2 separate regions of the Homo sapiens genome follow, and region 1 is linked to region 2. A link is a loop called in an ENCODE intact Hi-C map of the cell type or tissue named here. Cell type or tissue: IMR-90. All regions are shown on one strand.

What was found. Peaks named below come from ENCODE experiments on the same cell type or tissue, not always from the same donor. Only the 100,000 strongest peaks of a DNase experiment are listed, where the experiment ranks them.
Region 1: it touches region 2 in a loop (4-fold over the local background); 14 of 110 quality-filtered maps call a loop at or near these places.

The regions. Positions count from the first base shown.
Region 1 is chr7:114,022,511-114,030,510 of GRCh38, forward strand. No RefSeq gene overlaps it. Among named protein-coding and RNA genes, the nearest start is that of PPP1R3A, 110 kb to the left of the region's middle. In IMR-90, a CTCF peak has its summit at 4,187 (motif pointing right); no DNase peak of the experiment used is centred here.
Region 2 is chr7:114,406,318-114,414,317 of GRCh38, forward strand. It overlaps a transcript of FOXP2 not described here. Among named protein-coding and RNA genes, the nearest start is that of FOXP2, 4.5 kb to the right of the region's middle. In IMR-90, no CTCF peak of the experiment used is centred here; a DNase peak (open chromatin) is centred at 3,634; H3K27ac peaks cover 157 bases.

The DNA of each region.
Region 1 (8,000 bases), 380 kb before region 2:
CCTTGCTTTGTATGGTTTCATCTCCGAAAATGTGGTTTTCTCATTTTTTGCCAGATCAATTCCAAAATTCAGCTCTGTTCACCCTCTCTCCCAAAGAACTTCCTTAAAAATCTCAAGTTGGTCTTTGCTATCTTTGTGCATCACTCTGGCATGGTATATATGAAGTCATATTCAAAGTTCTGGGTCATACTTTTTTTGAGGACAGAAACTAGGTTTTGCATCTTTGTATCTCATATGCCTACATAATGCCTCACTTGTCAATAAAATGATGTGAACTGCCACATAAAAACACACAAAGGCTGCTGGATGAGTACTGGAAGCCAGGGGAAGAGTCCCAGAGCTCCTGCGACTTTCTGCTTTTCTATTTACCTTAGGCTCATGCAGGTGAGCTCTTCTGGGATTTCTTTTTGTTTTTTTCTTTTTGTTTTGTTTCTGTTTTTGAGATGGAGTCTCCCTCATTCTATTGCCCAGGCTGGAGTGCAGTGGTATGATCTCGGCTCACTGCAACCTCCACCTCCTGGGTTCAAATTATTCCTCTCCCTCAGCCCCCCGACTAGCTGGGATTACAGGCGTGTGCCACCACACCAAGCTAATTTTTGTAGTTTTAGTAGAGACAGGGTTTCACCATGTTGGCTAGGCTGGTCTCGAACTCCTGGCCTGAAGTGATCTGCCTGCCTTGACCTCTCATAATGCTGGAATTACAGATGTGAGCCACCACACCCAGCCTCTTCTGGAATTTCTTATACCCTACTTAATTCAGCAGATTTTCATTGGGCACTGTCTTCGTCCATCCGGGCTATTACAAAAACAAACCTTAGACTGGGTGATCTATAAATAGTAGCAATTTATCTCTCACAGTTTTGGAGGCAAGGAAGTCCAAGATCAAGGCTCAGGCAGATTCAGTGTCCGATGAAGACTTGCTCTCTGCGTCACATAGAAGGTGCTGTGTCCTCAAATGGCAGAAGGGCAAGGTAGCTTTATTCAATCCCTTTTATAAGGGCATTAATCCCATTTATGAGAGTGAGCTCTCATGAATTAATCACTTCCCAAAGGCCCCATCTCTTAATACTATTCCATTGCCGGATAGGTATTAAGATATTGATTTTGTGGGGTACCGACATTTAGAGCCTACCAAGCTCCTTTTCTATATTCTAAATAGGAGCATAAGGAAACTCAGAGAAGGACCAGTACCTATCATCAGGAGAAAATATTTGAAAGACTAAATTTAGTTTTGTTACCATTTGTCATCCACATGCTCTACTAAATCAGCTTCATGTTGTGCCTGGACTGTCCAGGGGTCCACTCTGAGATTACTGCCCGTTATTAACTTTCTGCGCTGCCCAGGGCAGTGACTCAAGTTAGGCCTCACCCACCCCTGCTCTATGATCCCCCCAAATATTTGTATGCTCTATTTTTATTTTACATTACATGAACTAAAAGCGATGTTCAAGTAAATTCATCTCTACCACCCTGCTAATTGTGAGGAGTACGAGGAATGTTGCTACTGGCTCTACCTTTTTTCTCTACCTAACTTATGCCCTTCTTGAAAAAAAAAAGTATCTTAAATTAGTAAGTTATGGTTAAAAACTAAGATATGCATGTTCACATTCTGGCACCAAAGATATTCTTGATCCAGTAGTACCCCTCAAATCTTTTGTGTGGTCCAATTCCTACCCACAACTCTGAAAAATAAGTGCGGGGAAGGGCTAGAGCCACTGATAACACCTCATCTTCCCAGTCGCTCAAATCCTAAAATTTGGAAAAGGTCAATGATAGGTTAAAAGGAAAAACTCCCAACTGAGGAGAAGTCTCCATCTACCTTGTTTAGATACTTCAAAGAAGTTTTCTTAGTGCAGAAATAATTTTATGTCAGGGAAGCCCGTAACTGTTATGTGGACTGAACACCATATAACTATTATCCTTAACAATTGGGATTATGTATGCATCCTCCTACACAGTGATTTTAAGGCAAATTGAGTAAAAATGATCATTTTTTCTCCTATATAAAAGGGTCTCCAAATGAACCATGTTTAACCTAATGAGGCTTTAATAATAAGTATTGATTGAAACATGAAGTCATTTTGATGGCTACACTCATCTGGATACAAATCTGAAGAACTTGGGCACTTTTTTAAAATAGTTTCCCCTAATTCCTGACCATGGAGAAGCAGTGCATCTGGGGTACCGTCTGAAAAATCTATGTTTGTTTTACTAAGTACTTGGGTGATGCTGAAGTAGTTTTTTGGAGAAACCCCTAAAATAGGGAATAAAAGCTTTCTCAGTGTGTTTGTAAAATTAATGTAAATATTGGTCAATATGAAATAACACTGAAACACTTCCTATTTTAGAATTATGTATCAGAATTGCAGCTCATGCACCTAACAGCCCAATAACTACTGTTCTGTATAATAACTTCATTTCTAGTTTCTGGCCCCCATTCTGCTTAGATCTTGAAAACTTAACTCAGCTCTTCCTGGAATTTTTCCAGAGTGATGGCATAGTTCTAGGATCTTACACAGGATCAAGGATGAGGGAAAGGGGTCCATCTGGCTTTGGCCATCAGTACAGGTCTTTCTGCCTGTTTCGGCCTCATGGTTCAGAACATTCCAGATCCTTTTGCTACTCCTTTTGAGGTATTATTGAGATAAGAGAACTCTTTGTGGCTTCGTATGATCCCTGATGCCTGGACAGAGAAGACAGCCATTTCCACCCTTAGATCTAGCCACCCTAGCCCCTCTTCATCCCCAGCATACTATCAAGAAGCAGGACTTAACTCCCTCTCTGCTCTCTAGTCTTACAAGTCTCTCTCTTCTTCACTTCGTGATACTTATATGTCTCTAGACTAGACTAAGTCTTTCTCACTTTGTGTTTCTCTAAGACATGAGCTTGTGCATATAATTCTACATCCATCAGTCACATAAACCCAACCAATCTAGGACTTCTGGAAACCCATGCCAGGAACAGCAGTGTGCATTACACACTCCACACAAATACTTAATGAGGCAACAATAGGTACTTGCTGAATAGGAAATACAGGAGAAAAATACACATCTAAGAAATATTATCAAAAGCAAAATTCAGGATTTAAAATTCAGTGTAACATTAAAATTTCAGTCAAATATTCTATACCTGGTAACAAGCCAATATTCATAAATATTTTATGAAAGCTATCATTCCCATTTGATGAAATCCATTTCACCATATTTGAAACATACCTTTATACTGTGGGATCATTTGGTTGAAAGAATCAAAAACCTCCAGGTCATGGAAGAAGGCAGTCATTGGAAGGCATTATCAGGGACAACCAAGAATAAGAAACAAAGCCAAAAGCTGGGGCACAGGAAGACTGGCATTGAAAGTCAAAAAATAAGATTACCCGTTTCTCTCATAAATTATAGGTCCCTCGTCTTTGTTATTCTCTACACATGGCCCCACTATTCTGACTTCTCTAAAGAATTGCCTTATTCTCTTTCTTTGTGGATTCCATAACTTGAAAATGGCTTTGACATTCCATTGTATTGCTTCATTCTTGGCTTATAATGAATATTCATGATAAACAGTTCAATGAACTGTACCCCAGGGAAGACCAATGGTTTGTGCATCTGCTCCTTCTGGCAGCTGTGACTGGAACAGGTTCTCTTAAAAAAAAAAACAAAAACAAATAAGTGCTTGGTCTGGAGGCTATAATGGTATGGTCACTAAATTTGGCATGCCCATCCTGAATTCTGAAAATAATATCTGGCACTTTTAAGTCTTCCATATGCTATAAGGCATATGTTAGTTTCACTCTGGCCACAGAATGACACAAGTATGTCATTTATAATATTGATAATATTATAATAATTATGCGATAGTACATCATTTCCAACTTTACATCAATCATATCTATAGCCTTGACTTTAGAAACCAACCAATCGAAAAATAAAAATAGAATCGAATAAAAAGCTGTCAACCTCAAATCAGCTCTTTTAGGCATAAAACATTCTATCTCAGTCAAACCAGATGTCACTCCAGTGTTGAGTGTAACAGCCAATTTTAGTTAATGTCTAGGAGTATCAAATGAATTCTGTCTTAATTTGTATCTCTTTTAGGTGGCCATTCAGCCATCTATAAGTTGTTTCTCACTACCAATTTTCTAAAAGCAGAAGTAACACAAATTGATTTTTAAAAGCCCTTTACCACTAGGTGGCACCAAATAGCCATAATTCATAGAATGTCTCCTAAAGCCATACACCTGCCATTTAAGGATTATCATTCTTTCTTTGCTTAAAAAGAAAATATTTATAAAAATTAAAAACAACTAATTTCTTCCTTCTTTGGAATAAGAAATACATATAATATTTTTTCCTAAATAGACTATTTTTCTTTTTTAATAAATTGAAATATATTCATTTAACCTTTGTGTTAATAAATTGATGGTAACATTCTTTGTTGAATTTCACAATGTTATTCATTTCCCCCATTAAATGCTTGCAGTATTCGAAATATTTGTTTTTGTTTTGCTTAGAAATATTTAATAGGACCCTATCTAGAGATTTTGATTTTGTTAAGATCTAGATTTACTGAGTATGGTCCCTGTCATTACAGAATATGCCTTTATTTTAATAGGGATGTTCTCAGTCCAAGGATGCATTTGGATTATGATATAGATGCTGTGGAAAAAGATGCCTCTCCCTACCTACACTTGTAAATTCCCCTCTAATACAGGGCTTACCACACTACTTTAGGTTTTTGTCACCTTGAGGTTTGACTACTGCCATGTCCTCTACCTTGGTTGACAGAGGAAGAGCCCTAGAATATTCAGCTAGAATGAATGTGACAGCTTGTCTGTTTAGCAATGCCAACCACACAGAGCACATTATACAGATGCTCTGTGCATAGCTCTGGCTTCCAACAGTCATTCTAGGTGTTCAGTTTAATTTATACAGCTCTCCACGGCCTAGGACTTCTAAGTAAGTTATACGACATATTCATTTCCTATCCTGGCAGTTAAGGCATGTTACCAGATAGTTCCTAGATACAATGGTGAACTCAAAAGTTAGAGGTCCTTGACTCTACCACTCAATCTCATTTTCTGGCTTGAAAAGAGCTTGTTTTGCTCTATACAAGCTTTTCTTGAAAATATGGGTCCTTAAATTAAATTCTATGAATAGTATTTATTTGTGTAGATAGGGTCTAGCAAAACAAAATGTCATGTCAGTGTTTCAACTGATAGAAATGATATTTTAGCAATAGGCATCTATTATAAAAATTATAAGAAAAATTAAGTGAAATTAACAGAATAGCAAAAACTAGCTTAAGTGTAATGTAGTTCATTATGATTATCATTCAGTAAGCATGTATTGAATGTTGAGTAAGATACTATATTAGAAACTGTAATACACTGCAGCAAACTATACAAAACTATAATGTTATTAAATGAAAAATTGTAACAAATGTAAAATAAAAATATTGAGTTACTAATTTTTCGTTGGAATTATTCAATATCCTTCCAACTAACTTGTTGCTTTGGTAGAATATGAAATAAAGAAAGACAAATATCTCAACATTACAAATTGGCCTGAATTTCAAGGAACTAGAAAAGCTAGGAACCAAATTCAACATGAATAAATAAAAAGAAATTAGTTTGAATAACCTTAACATATAACAAATACATACTCTGTGTATCTGTAATTTTCTCAATCAGAAACTACTCATTAGAAGAAAACAAGGGCTTAGCGAATATTTTATTTCAAATCTGTGTCTTTTCCTGAAGCAGGCATTTTAGATACCTTCTATGTCCTGAAAAAAAAGAAAATCAAATAAATTAATGACGATTTCCCTTGACCATAATCTAGCATGTTTGGGAGGGATTCCTGTGATTGCACACTTCCAAACATTAGTTAGTGAAAAGGCTCTAAGTTTATCAATAAAAATAGAGTTAAAAATGAAAAGAATGCAGGGGGTGAATGAAATGCTAAAATGCACACATTTCTTGATTTTAATTATAATAAAATTTTTTTCTTTAATCAGAATCATGACAGTAAACACACTTTTTAACTGCCAGTGAGATGACTTTGGCAAGGGTTATACATTTAAAATGGTAAAATAACTTCTGGATGAATAAAAACAATGTATATTTAAAGAAATTTCAATGATTAAAAGTATTTAAGTTGTGCGACAAAAAGAGTTCTAGATCCTCTCTGAGTTCCCTTTTGTTTTTGTCACTTCTTTTTCTTTTAAAGACAGGGTCTCACATTGTCACCCAGGTTAGAGTGCAGTGTCACTGACATAGCTCATTGCAGCCTTGACTTTCTGGGCTTAAGCCATCCTTCCATCTCAGCCTTCCTAGTAGCTGGGACTACAAGAGTGCATCACTGTGCCCAGCTAATTTCTTCTTTTTTTTTTTTTTTTTTTTGGCAGAGACAGGGTCTCACTATGTTGCCCAGGCTGGTCTTGAACTCTTGGACTTAAGTGATCCTCCTGCCTCAGCCTTCCAAAGTGCTGGGATTACAGCTGTGAACCACTGTACCCATCCTGTGTTTGTCACTTCTATCATCTTTCCTTTCAGTATCTGCCATTACTTATGGTTTTACCTTTTCTGAATAAAAAATAGAATTATATTTGGTTTTCTGACTATCTTCAGCAAGAATGGTCTTTCAGCAGATGGTTTTCCAGGAGTGATGGAAATGTATTGACAAAGTACATTTTTGAAAACTTTTGCCTAATGTTTATTAGGATAACCAGGTGACATACTTACATTTCAGTTTGCATGTCATCTGTTTTCCACATAAGGCTGACACAGAAAAACTGACTAATAAGAAATATTGGTTTCAACGCCCAAACTTTGACTTCTCTCTAAACCTTCATTATTGGAGGTAATATTATGATCTTGCATGCTTATAAAAATGCAGGGAAGTAACTGATGAAATTTGTTCTGTCACAAAGTCACTTGTCTCAAAATTAGATTATATTTTACTACCATATTTTGCATATAGGCTATAGAACCATCTAATGCCAAAACAGCAGACAAAAAGTGTACGTGTATGGGGGAGTTCCATAAACCCATCATCTTGAATATATAAATTTCAAATAGCCAATATCGGTGTGTCATTATTGACCCATTAAAAAACGAAGATTTCTGACTTAAAATATACCCTTAAAAATATATCCAGAGATGGTTGAGCAAATCCACTTGATTGAGTTCTCTACCTTTAATCCCTATTGATTAATACTAGTGGCTAATATTTGTAGAGAATGTACTCAAAGTATCAGGAGCTATACTAAGCACTTTACATTTGTTGTCTACTTTTTTTTGTAAGATGCTATCAGTAGAGATTATATACACAAATCTTGGACAAGATCACACATCTGACTGTCTTAGATTTGAACCCATACAGTTAGACAAGACAGCCTATATTTTAAATCATTTCACTATAGAGCTCTGAATTTAATACCATGGTTTCTACATTAGTTTAATTAATCTTTTTAATAAACAAGTAATGATTTTTAAGATATCTTTCATTGCTATGATAACCCCTTTTTTTTAGTTTCTCTTAGTTTTGTCTTTTTTTTTAAGAGACAGATTCTCACTATGTTGCCCAGGCTGGCCTCAAACAACTTCTGGGTTCAAATAATCTTCCTGCCCTGGCCTCCTGACTAACTGGGACTACATGCCCAGGGCAATGTGCCTGGCTTATTCTTTCTATTTATACAGCAATTAATGAATACCTATTTATTGGAAAGGATTTAAGCAATAGCTATAAAATGTTAAAGTGCTCTCTCACTTCTGCATTCCAAGTTCCCAACTGAAAGGCAACATATATTAAAATTCTGTTGTCTGTAATTTAAGTTCTCTTGCTAAGAACTAACACACATATACATAAAAGTATAGAGGCCAGGCATGGTGGCTCACACCTGGAATCCCAGAACTTTAGGAGGCCAAAGCGGGTGATCACTTGAAGCCTATGTAACAAAACAAGACCTCATCTCTACAAAAAAAAAAAATTAAAAATCAGCCA
Region 2 (8,000 bases):
TTTTGTTTATAGTCTTGAGAATAAGTTACAGTTATTTTAACATTAGCTCAACTCAAAGTACAGGTTTTTACAAGTTTCGTATTTGTTGTGTGATGTTTGTACAGGTGTGGCATGATGGAATTATTTAAATGTGATGATTTTATTATTCTGATTTGAATCCTTATCATATGCATTTTAGCTTTATTTTCAGATATCCATTATACATGACTTATTAAAACACCATGCACTGTAAAAATAGTTGTTACAAAGTGAGGAAACTGCTATTTCATTATGTATAACTTTCTCACTTACATAATGCAGTTTCCATTCTGAAAAAGAATTGAGTCACAACTAAATTGAGGAAAAAGTTAAAAAAGAAAGTGTTTTTGAATATCCAAAACTTGCTTTCTAGAGAGAGGAAGAGTAAAAGCCATAATGTCTCCTTCGAGGCATAAAAGCACTCTTTATATATTTATTCTTTATCCCTTTCTTTCTCCCTCAGTTCCCGCTTTACCTCCTCCCTCTCTCCCTAGCCTAAGTCTCTGTCTTTATCGCTACAGTACAGTATATTTTCCTATGGTAATTTAGACTAACATTGCCATTAAAATACAAAATTAGAAGTAAAGTTGGAAGCGTTTAAGAATTATTTTTGAGAAGTTTATGTCTGCTTGTTTTAGTAACTTGAACAGAGAGAAGAAGGGAAGGAGAGAACCAGACAGGAGGAAAATGAGAGAAATAGTAAGAAAAGGGAATAAGAGAGGAAAAGACAGAGCTGAAGGCTTGGGAAGAGGAAATAAATCAGATTACATTATATGCAAATTTTGAGTACCAAAGGAAGATAAAGTGTGAAAACTGTCTAAACGTGTGAAAAGTTGACATTTGTATTCTCGAAATCATTTTAACAGTCTGCAAAAGAAATTCATAAATAAATAGTAAATAAAATATTCCTGGAAGGTTTAGTGATGTCTAAAAGATAAATAGTTGGAATTACAATTTAGATTGCTTCACTAATATAACAATCAAACATCAGACCACCAAGAAGGTGTTTTAATAGCATAGAAAATAGCAACGCATTTCCTATACTGAAATGTAGCAAGTGGTTTTTGTGTGTCTGAAAGATTCTACTAATTTCATAGCATAAACAACAAACCTGGTGCTAACAGTAGTCTGCACTGTGGACTTTTTAAGTTGTTTACCTGAAACACTGCTGGAAATGGTTGTCAGAAAAGGGACAAGAAAAATGCTTTATGTAGTGAGAGGCACTAGATTACAAATATTAAATCAGCCTTTTGAACAATATGAATAACCATGTTAATACTTTTCCTTCAGCAGAGAACAAGAAAAAAAAGGATTACATTTATGAGCAAACAGTGCTTTTCTAAAGCATATATTCTTATCTATTTTATTTCTATGCAAATATTTGAACAGTTTAGGTTTTCCTTGACCTTTGTATTTATTTATAGCGTTTTGCAAAAAGTATGGGTGCATGCTTAGGAATTAATAACTTCAGGACATGATTGTTAAGGTCTGGTAAAGCTGTAAAAGCCCCAAGAACCAGCATTCTAGCATCATTCAGTAAAAACATGTTTTTTATTCTCTTATATATTAGTCCATGTTTCATCAAGGACAGCTTTCTCAAATGTTATTTCAGCTTAATTAAAAATCTGCTTAAAAGGATATACAAAATATTTTAATTATCAAGTGTAATGATATTTTCTTTGTTTCACTCTATAAAATGTAAAGCTGAATTTTTGATTAACATTTTATTTGTAAAATTGAACAATGTAATGATTTAAATGCTTTATTTTGAATACTTGTTTCATTTATGAGCTTATATCCTCACATTTTGGCATCAAGTTATTTTTATTTTTCTCAGTTTTTGTCATAAAAAGACATCAGAAGAAAACTAAATGTAACATAGTTTAATTAGCAGATTGGGCTACCACAGTTTAAAATTAAAACTTTAGGCCTTATTTTTTAGATCTTGATTATTTTTAAGTTTAAATTTATGTAACACATAGTTTCTCACTATAATTTTCTAAACCCTTGAAGTATAAAACATGACAATATCCAAATTCATATATTCCACATAATAGATAACTGTTCATGTTGGTGATTAAATGCTAAGTATTTATAACATAATGAATGGGCCAGGCGCAGTGGCTCACACCTGTAATTCCAATACTTTGGGAGGCCGAGGTGGGTGGATCATTTGAGGTCAGGAGTTCCAGACCAGCCTGGCCAATATGGTGAAACCCTGTCTCTACGAAAAATACAAAAATTAGCAGGGCATGGTGGTGCATGTCTGTAATCCCAGCTACTCAGGAGGCTGAGGCAGGAGAATCGCTTGAACCTGGGAGGCAGAGGTTGGAGTGAAATGAGATTGAGCCATTGCACTCCAATCGGGGAGACAGAGCTAGACTCCCTCTCAAAAACATAAATAAAAATAAATAAATAAATAAATAAATACAATGAATGTGTGCCTTATCTTTTCATATCAGCAGTGACATCATATTTTAAAGAAAGTACTTGGTACTTGTTAATTTCAAATTCAGAGTGGCAAGGAGAAAGCAAACCTTTATTTTTGAATAATTGACCAGAGTACTTGTTACTTTTTTCTTCATTGTCTTATCAGTAACCCTTCCTATCTCTTTTGCTGTAATTCTATAGAGTTCTATCATTTATCATAAACAAAATAATATACTAAATGTAAAGGTTAAGCATTTTATTTTGTTAGATAAAAGTTTTTGTTATTTGCTTATTTACCATCTATTTAGAACTTCTGGTGCTAGTATTTCTCTTACAATAGAAATTTTTGACCGTTAAATTTGGTTTAGATCAACACTTTTTAGTCTTTTTGGCAAATAATATTGCCTTAAATGGATCTAATAGCAATTAAATGATTAAACTTGTTTAATATATTAAAATTTCTCATTTGAAATCTGTAGTCTATCTTTGTTTTCTTCTTATGAGAAATCGTTAGTATAAATTGAATACCTACTTTTGCACATTCAGTGATGTTAGTTCTTATTTAACCCAGATCCAAGGATGGAGTGTATACAATGCTAAGAGCATATAACAAGAACTTAACTACAGATATGTCAAAATATCAGTTGTATGAGTGTCTTCATGCACTTCTTCATAAAACAAAATAGTTTTATTTCATCTTTAAGAAACTTTTAAAAAAGCAAGTTATTTTTAATGAAGAATAAATTCAATACATTTTCATGGACATCTTATTGAATCTTTTTCCATTTTCTTCATATGAATATTAACTGATTATTTAACTCTTCCTTATTTTCCCATACCTAATTATTAATTGGCTGTGTCATTCTGGCAATTTTTCTCTGCCTCAGTTTCTCCTTCTATAAAATGGGAAAGAAAGTACTTGCATCATAGAATTATTGTTTGATTGTTTTCCAATTGATTTTGGCTTTTCTCATTCCTATCTCTTCATACATTTTATTATATAAACTGGTCTAAATTAACTTTCCTAAAACATCTGTAATCTTATAATTCTCCAGATTTGATAACCATCTTGATACTCCCTGTTGCCCATGGAATACAATTTGGGCTTCTCCTTCTGACACCTCCAGTTTCAGACCTAACTCACCCTAGTGTATTCCATTACTCACTGACTGACTAAGCTCCAATCTATCTGAACCACATGCCTGCCTTGGGATAGAACTCATCATTATGTCTTTAGTTTTGCTTCACTTTTTCTGGAGCACTGTCAAATATATTTCCTCTTAAAAAAATCCTGCCTGTTATTTGGGGGGCAGTTCCAATACTGGGATCTTCGCCATATAGACTTCTTTGTTCTCTCAGCTATTATCTTTCCTAGTTCAGAACACACACCACTAAATGGCGTTGTACTCTCTTCACATATTCCTCATACTCTATATTCTAGGCAGGGTTAGATACATATCTGTAGTACTTGATTGAGAGTTTTCAGGGCAGAGACTAGATCGGATTTTACTATGAATTCTTCTCCTACTTTCCCATGACACCCAACAGAGTACTCTGTACGTAGAAGATATTCTGTAAATAAAGTTTATTAGGGAAACATTGTGGCAGAACAGAAAGAACACAGGCATTTGAGTCAAAAAAGACATAGATATTGTTTGACCCTGAGGAACTTAAAATATGGGAGTCCCACTGTCTTCATCTGTAAAAAAGGTAATATTATCTGCTTTTCAGGCTGGAGGGAAGGATTAGATATGATGCATGTAAACATTCATAATATGCCTGGATGTAGTAGATGCTCAATAAATATTTTCCTTTTTGTTTTATGTAACAAAACTTATTTCTTCTATTGTCTACCATAAAAAGTATGGCAGTGCATGTGAGATTGATCACTGTGTATAGATGAGGAGAGTTGACTTTCAATAAACAGTATGTGTTTCCTTGAGAAAAAATTACCACCGCCTTTGGAAAAGATGTCTTGGATATGTTATAGCTATACACAGGTAGTTTCCGAACTTGCATCTCTCAACTATTCTTTCTCTGAAATACCCCTCTCAATAATACTGTTGGAGTGTAGGCAGTAGAAAATAGTAGATGAAGGTGGCAGTAGCCAAAAAAAAAAAGAAAAGACTTGTCACTTTCATCTATTAAGTATTAGATTTATTTATTCATTTAGGCAACAAATATTTCAAGACTTTATATGTAGGTTATGCTAGTAGATAGAGTATCTAACATAAAACATTGCACTCTCAGCGAACTTAGTGTTTGGGACAGGAAGATAAAATGCATACATAAATGGCAATGGGAAAAAAGACACATGAGTAAGGTATTAAGATTGGGATTCAGTGCAACTCTGGAGCCAAACTTATGTGGTGGCCACAGAAGAACACTGTGTTTTGAAACCTCACATCGCCAAAGGTATACCATATTCTTTATCTGGCTTTCGATTTTGGATTACTGTAATGGTATGTGAATGTGCTTAGACTAATAGAAAGGAAATTGGGATTAGCCCCAAGCCTGTGTTATGTATTAAAATGCTGATTAAAATAAATAGAAATGAAATTTTTCCCACTCAAGTTTCTGACAACAAATACACCTGTAACTCAAATCAGACACACATTTGAAAAAGCACAGAATTCCCCTGTAGTTTATATTCATTTTTATGTGAGATTAAATAGAAGGTAAGCATAACGCTCAAAATATGGAGACTTGACCATTTTTGAATAAAGGAATTTCACAGTACTGCTGTAAAACAAAGCAGGCAGTTCTTCCATGTTTCTGTTTTGTTAAAATATGTATTTCATCTTTTATCTGTTTGAAATGGTGGCTGCAATTTAGTAAATGCCACCGATTTAGTTTAGATTTTATTGTTACAATGTTACAGTTTTGATAGCACTGGGCATTTTTTCCTGTTAGTTTGTTCTGCTGCTTTCAAGATTGGTATTTAATCAGTGTCCTAGCTCATTCGATGTGTCTTGCTTATAGATCCCTCTGCACTAGAGAGAAGAACCAAGTCTTCTCAAAGCTGACAGTTGTCCAGGGGATTTACAACTGATCATATCCAGTGTGGGGGAAATTTGACCTTTCATACATTCTTTTCCATAACTATTTTGGGGGAAAACAAGATTAGTTTTCATGGAGCCAGTGCATGGCACATAGTAGGTATTCAATGTGTTTTTGAAATAGATTTTAATACAGCAAAATGTTTGCTATGTTATGCCTTGAAATGTGCTTGTTTTGAACAAACTCAGGTGTCATAGTACAAAATTACCAGTGTTATAGTTCAGTGGAATTGCTAATAGGTCATCTCATGTTTAAGAAATTAAAAAATATTTTTAAAGATTTGCTATTGGAAGAAATCATAATAAGGGCATAGAAAGAAAACACCACAGTCTGGTTAGCAATCTATTTTTAAAATTACTATGATTATTTTGGAAGATATAAGTTAAAATTTTTTTACTTAGTGGCATCTTCCTGATCACGTACCTGCCATAGGGTTATAAAATGAAAGGAGTTTTACTATGTAATGTAATGTAGTCATAGTCTTTTATGTTAAGCAAAATTTGATTGTGAAAACTAATATGCAGAGTGTAACATTTTCTTTAATAACCTGGAGTTATTTCCAGGTGATATCGAAGAGTAGTGTGCTGATAGTAAAGAATGTGGGACTCTTCAGGAACAAATGACTTGACAAAATGGTTATACACTTCTTCCTAATACATTTGTGTGTGTGTGAGATTGTTTGTGTTTATTGGGAGGTATTTGCATTAGTTAATTATTTCTTTTCCTAGTTTTTGTCACCTTTATATGTGCTTAGTGAAGCTTGCTATAAATTATTTAGGCCTGAACTGAAGGTTAATGTCATTGTAACCAGCCAAACTTGACGTACCCCGATGCAGCTTTGTGCGGGAGGCACCTATGGCTTGATAGCTGTGTGAAACTGTTGCCTACAGAGATGGGCTCTTGACACTGTCTGCCAGCCTGAGGCTGTCCGCTTTGTGTCTGCTTTAATTGAAAATTAATAGTTAGGGGGTTGCTATGGAAATGATACCATTGCTTGCAGACAGCAAACCCAGCTTTTTGCAAAGAGACACTAGTGGTATTGTTTGTCCTTGTTGACCTCAGAAGTTCAAAAGCCTGGAGGAGGAAAGGAGATGCAAATATTTTACTTAAAAAAATGAATTTACATATTTATAACAATATTTTTGAATGTCAGAGGTATCAATTTTTTTAACTTTTGTTGGTAAAAATGAGTGTAAGCTTTTAAATTTTATGTTAATTGCTACTACACTGCTTTCTAGGTTGATAAGGCACTATTGCTGAAGAGCATTATGTTATCATTTTAGTGAATGTAAACAGATTTGTGTGAAAATGTTATTTGACTGATGTGATAATGGAAACTATCCTTTATTTCCTCTGGAGTACATAAAGTCATTTGTGTCATTGTATACATTATTCACAGTTTCTTTGAAATGTGGAAGCCCTGTAAACTGTGAAGAGTTGGGAGAAAAAATTTTTAAATGAACAAAGCAGACTTAAAAAATATATTCCTGATACTTGAATATTCGCAGTTGTTTAATTCCCTTAAAATATAAGTTACTATTGCTCATATAATTTCATTTGCTTTGTTCACAATCTGATAAAAAAATGTTAAAAATAAATGTTTACAGGTACTTGCCTATTGCATGAGTTTCCTGTGTTTAAATTTTGGTTTAAAAAAAAACCAATATAAACATACTTTTAATGAGTGAATTATTTAACTATAAAATGAAAAAAATTGCTAACAGAATATTAAACGGTTTTGTATCACAGAGCTAAAGAATAAGTGCTTTCAGTTCCTTTCAGGGGAGGTGGAGAAATAGTGCAGCCTCAGGGGTTGAAGGTGAAATGTGAAATTTGCTGTAATTACTTACCCAAAATGTCTGTATTAAAGGCTATTAGAAGCAGTTATTTTAAGTACTTCTTTATACATCTTTCCCTCTTCTGTTTAGTATTTAAATGTGCAACAAAAGTAGTGGCAGATGTTACTCATCTGAAGAAACTAAAACAAGATAAGTCAGTGGCAGGAGTGGTGGCCGGTTAAAGATCTCTTCGAAGTGCTTTGTTCAGTAACTGTTGTTTTGTCTCACATTAAGTTGTAGGTGGGGTGCTGTTAAAGCTTGTCCACTCACGATGGTGTTCAGCTGAGACCTGTGAGTTCAAGTTGTCTTGCCCAGAGTTAAAGGCCATAAAACTAAGACAGTGTCGTTCCTGTCTTGGGTGTAACTCCTAAAAAACTAGTCAGTTCTTGCAATAGGAGGAAAATTATTGCAAATAAACCTTTGATTTACCAGCTTCAGTAAGTTGTTCATTCTGTCTCTGTAGCTGTAGTTTTTACCTTAACAGTTTGAGGCTACCATTTCTCTTCCTTTCATGCTTATGGGGTCCACACAAACCCTGCTAGGCTACCTACAGTATAAAATCTTAAAACTCCATGTGGTGTTGTGAGCTGGTAGCAGATGGACTTTCTTTTGCATCTGCTGTGTACAGACTTGGCTTTGTACTCTTTTCCTGGG